Regions from separate parts of the Mus musculus genome. Here region 2 is linked to region 1. Evidence: chromatin loops called from intact Hi-C (ENCODE). Cell type or tissue: gastrocnemius. All regions are shown on one strand.

Region 1 (2,500 bases):
ACGCGTTATCCATTGCGCCACTGGCCCGTCGGCGTGGGCTACTCTAGGGGCTTTCGAGATGACAGCATGAGATCGTTCTCTACAGTCTTATAGTGAGAAGGGCAAAGGTGGCACAGGCAGGCGAGGCGAAGAATGAGAACCAGAGCCTGGGCCTCCCGAGGACTTTGTGCTAGGGTCCTTTCTAGGCCGCTCAGGAATGCGGGAGGCAAAACGATGGCTGTGCGCATGCGTAGAACGACCCGCGCCCCTAACGTCTGAGTCCTGACTAGTGCGCATGCGCAGCTCCCTCTGTCAACCGAACTCCTGATTGAGATGTGTTCAGTGTCAAGGGGCAGAACATTTCTTGTGTCCCTTCGATAGCTCAGCTGGTAGAGCGGAGGACTGTAGCTAACTCCCCGTTAGAAGACATCCTTAGGTCGCTGGTTCGACTCCGGCTCGAAGGAGACAGTAATGTTTTCTCCATGCTTATGTGTTTAGACTTACCGGTCTTGCCCGGGGCCCCACTCTCAGCTACTGTACTCGCTAACCATCTTGGCGGTTCGAGGACTTTCTCTCCCAAAAGGGCCTGTATTCTTCCGTACTCGTCAACCTTTTGCGACCTCATAGTGAGAGCGCTCTCCGACCAGTCCCAGAGTACGGGTGTACTACCACTAAGTCGGTTCCTCACGTATGCGGTTGCGCGAGCCCGCGTTCCACGCACGGGGGCGACCTTTTTCCCGGCCGCGCGGAGCAGTGACGTGGCGTTATGGAGCCCTTCCGTCAACCGGCTTGCCGCTCCCTTCGATAGCTCAGCTGGTAGAGCGGAGGACTGTAGGCTTGTGGCTGTGGACATCCTTAGGTCGCTGGTTCGATTCCGGCTCGAAGGAAAGAGCTTGCTATTTTCTTTTACCTTTTAATCCTATCTATGAGGCATGTTCGGAACAAATTTCCATGCCTCGCAGTGCGCTCCTCCTCCTCTAGGGGAGCACATAAAGGCCAGATGCCGGTGGAGGGGGATTAGCTCAAATGGTAGAGCGCTCGCTTAGCATGCGAGAGGTAGCGGGATCGATGCCCGCATCCTCCAGTTCCCCTTTTTTTGTCTTTGCATTTCTGTAGTTTTTCTTTTCATTGTTATATACCTCAATTGAAGCCGAAAGACAGTAGGCAAAACTCAGCGAGATGATTTTCAACCTTTCAACCTTGTATTTTGTGTGGTGTCCAAAACTTCCAGGCATGCATTAACCGGTATGCAACAGCCGCTCCCCAGCAAAACCCGGAAATAGACCCAGCTTTAAACCCTGGCTAAGCTGAGGGTCCGGGGCTGTGTGGCTCCACGGGGGACGAGGCCTAAGGGTGTATATCATGGCGCTGGAGTGATTTTCTTCAGAAGCGTACGGGACTCTAGTCTTCTCCAGGAAGAAATTGTGGGGCATCGCGTAGACTAGGGACTTTCACAGAGGGTAAATTGAAAATTAAAACAAACGAACAAATGAAGCAAACCAAACCAAACCGAACCAAAAAAAAAAAAAAAAAAAAAAAAAGGTCCGATTTAGGCTCCCTCGTTAAAAGACATACTACACACGTACACACATATACTTCAGTCAAGGGCAGAATTATTAGCCTTTTGACGATTATAATAAGTCATAATTCCTTTGTACATTTTAGAGTCCTGGGCAACCTGTGTGCTTTTGTTTCCAGTGTATACAATCTGCTGCAATTTCTAGCTGTCTTCCACTTTCTATCTTTCCATTTTTAATCCTATTTTGTTATTTTCAATAAAGCTTTTGATTAAATCTTTGTCACTTAAATATATCCCCCTACATAAAATTATGTATTTTTCTTATTTTACAAAGGTTCCAAGTAACTCCTCGGGGCCTGCAGGTGTGGCATGTTCACCAGGCCTCTTCTCAAAGGCTTCAGGAGCTGGGCTTGAGTTGCCTGTGCCTCCCAAGTACCGTGTGTGTGCGTGTGCGTGCGCGTGTGCGTGTGTGTGTGTATGCGTGTGCCAGAGCAGGGTGTGCAGGCCTCTAGCTCTTCACTGTCTTCCTCCGCTTTCCCAGAACTGGGGTTATTGGTGTTCACCACAGTGCTTTGCCACTTAAATCTTATTTGTGAACAATAACAATTCCTGTAAGTGTATGTGGTAAAAAGAGAAAGGAATGTCAAGTCAGATAGTAGGGATGGTATCTGCACCAGAATCCAGACACTTCCTGAGGTCAGCAATCCAGACAGGGAAGTGCAGAGGTTCAGATGTGAAAATCAGGAGGCTGGGTCACAGAGAGGTTAGTCACACAGGAAGTGAGAGCCAGTGGCTTGTGTTGACTCTGTAGGACATTGGACAGGGTGCTCAGCATCTGGGTTATTTCCCTTTCATCTTCCATAAAGCAGGATGGCCCTGTGGCACTTCCTCTCACTTAAGATAGAATTTCACTCTCTTAGCAGAGGTCCTGGAACACAGTAAGAATCAATAAGAAGGGGGATGCGGATGGAGGAAAAGGAAACGGGAGGGGAGGAGAGTGAG
Region 2 (2,500 bases), 470 kb before region 1:
AGGTTCTTTTAATCTAACTAGCCAGCAACAGTAAATCAGCATCCCCTTTGTCTTAATTTGCTCTTTTACTTCCAAAGCCCGCACCTGGTGTCAATTACAAGACAATTATGAAACAGTTAACATTGATGTCTACTTTAAGAGTTGGGACGGCTAAGTTAAAACTCTCAAGAGACACATTCATTTTCTGAAAAGGGAAACGTCGTGCAAATGACAAAAGCTTTGTTCTCATTTTTCTGTATCTCAGTCTGAGTAGAGGTCACAGTGCATAGGACGTATGCCTTTACTTTTTCTTCTCCTTACTTAGCTCTGGCTGACCTATGTAGTTGAGATGAGCCTGAAACTAGGAGGGATCTGCCTGCCAATAGCTACCAAAGCAGGGATTAAAGGCATACCATCACGACCCAAACTTATTTTCTCTTCCTTGGCTCTATGTTGACAAACAGAACCCTTCGCAAACTTTAAGGACACTGCGATCACCTAAGGGACCTTGCCAAAAGTAAGTTCAAGCTCAGTGGGTGTAAGTGGGTCTGGGAATCTGAGATGTCCAACCAGCTTCCAGATGAGGATGCCAACGGGCAAGAAGTCTTGAAGCACGGAGTTAGAGACACGCGAGACATCAGTGTCTGGGCAGATGTCAGAAAGGTATTCCTTTTCTTATAGCTAAGAATCACCACTTAGTTAATAGAAGTATTTAGCCCTCACGTGCTAAGAGCTGCTGCGGGCACACACTTATCCTAAATCCTTAATGATTAAGCCGGGTTGAAAAGCAACTACCACTATCAAACGCCGAGACCCGATCTGGCTTCTCCTTGCAATTATAACTGTAACTCTTTTGGAATTGAATTACCGTCTCCAAGCCTCAGTTTCTTCAGGTAGCAGTTTTGAGCGGGTAACAGGGTGGGAAAAAAAAAAGGCAAGACAGTAAAATGTCTGGCAAGTACCATGCAAGCACAGAACTAACCCAGTGGGAAACTTCTACTGCAAGCGCTGAGGAGACAGTATCACCAAAGGAGCAGCTAAGTGCACAAATGCCCACCACCTGTGTACACGAGTTTCTCTTGAATGGAGGCCTGCGCGCAGAGGCTCGCAGATTTACAGAAAGAACGCCGCGACATGGACACCCGCTACTCGTAGGGCGGGCTGGCTGGTCAGAAGGAAGAGGAGAGAAGAGCACGTCCGGAGCCGTCCGAGGCAGCCCGCGGGATGCCGGCAGGAGGCGGGCGCAGCGGCCGGCCCGCGCAGCAGCGGCCCCTCGGCCCCACCTCGGCCCCGGCTACGTACCCTCCAGAGCTCCGGGCGTCCGGAGCCTGCCGCAGCATCAGAGCCGCACCCACCACGGCGGACAACGGGCGGCGAAGACCCCGAGCCACGGCCCGACTCAAAGAACCACAGGGCTGAGTCGCTGGCGGCGGAGGAGCTGCAGGCTCCGCGGTGACCCTGTCACCTCTGCTGGCTTTATTATCCCATTGGCTGAAAATGAAGCAACGTGAGGAAGGACACCCAACCAGAGGCGGGATGTTCTCAAACCTAGTAGCTCATTGGTGAGCTAGACCGGACCTATGAGGACCCAGAACACTGAATTGGAACCAAGGGCTCGCCGTCCACGGAGTGCTAAACAAATTTACAGCCATCGTGGCTCCGCGACTACAATTCCCAGGGTTCCCGCGGCAGGAAGGGCTTCTGCTTCTGTGTGCAGACACGCGAACAGAATAGTTTATCTTCAGCAAGTCTTCCAGGTCTGATAAAACAACCTGTAACCCTTCATCCACGTCTGTGCGTCTTTACCCAGAATCTTCGGACGTTTTTTTGTAGTTTTTACTATGAACGTCGACACTGTTTGGCCTCTCTGGATTTCGTTCATTTCTTTTCAGTGCTGCTTTCTAGCAAAGCGAGGGATGCGAAGTGCTTTTGTTGGGTTGGCCTAAGTGATTTGACATTGAAAAGAATTTTGTCTTTTCTCTTGTCAGAGACTTGTGTTAAGAGAGTTCTCCAGTTCATCATGAAGTTTTGTTAATGCTGTTTTCTATTTATCAAAGTAAAGACATACTTGTTTTATCGATACTAGTTACCGAGGAGTTGCTCTAGGTACGTTTTATTTTCCAAAGTATTTCTGAAATTGTTATCCAAGTCTCGCAGGCTAATCTGAAAATAATACATCCATCCACACTCCTTTTTGATCTTCGTTTCTACAATCTTATTCTGACGTGTTGCTCATACATTAAAGTTACAGGGACTTTGTTGTTATTCTTGTTACAAGGAATTTGAAAGGGCTTTAATTTGGAAAGGATGTGGAAGACACCACACCGGACTGTATTCTACGCTATTATCTCCAATATTTTGTAAGTGAATTTATAAACCAGACCGCCACGGCGGAATCTGAGCACTAAGTAGGTAAAGGCTGAAGGCAGACCATTTCAAGTTCAAGCCCAGTTTAGGCTAACTAAAGCTTCACAGAAACCTTGACTTAAAAAGAAAAAAAAAGAAGAAGAAGAAGAAGAAC

What was found. Hi-C counts contacts between places; a loop is a spot of excess contacts. Peaks named below come from ENCODE experiments on the same cell type or tissue, not always from the same donor. Only the 100,000 strongest peaks of a DNase experiment are listed, where the experiment ranks them.
Region 2: it touches region 1 in a loop (3-fold over the local background); 3 of 42 quality-filtered maps call a loop at or near these places.

Annotation. Positions count from the first base shown.
Region 1 is chr3:19,628,005-19,630,504 of GRCm38, forward strand. n-TRacg3 (a tRNA gene) reads right to left here and starts at 27; the gene lies at 1-27. It overlaps n-TYgta1 (a tRNA gene), which reads left to right and starts at 351; the gene lies at 351-443. It overlaps n-TYgta2 (a tRNA gene), which reads left to right and starts at 778; the gene lies at 778-866. n-TAagc14 (a tRNA gene) reads left to right here and starts at 991; the gene lies at 991-1,063. In gastrocnemius, a CTCF peak has its summit at 954; DNase peaks (open chromatin) are centred at 265, 803, 1,272 and 1,992; H3K4me3 peaks cover 1,960 bases; H3K27ac peaks cover 1,735 bases.
Region 2 is chr3:19,161,629-19,164,128 of GRCm38, forward strand. Armc1 (armadillo repeat containing 1) reads right to left here and starts at 1,467. Exons shown (of 7, transcript NM_028840.3): 1 at 1,282-1,467. In gastrocnemius, a CTCF peak has its summit at 1,215; a DNase peak (open chromatin) is centred at 1,549; H3K4me3 peaks cover 2,464 bases; H3K27ac peaks cover 2,170 bases.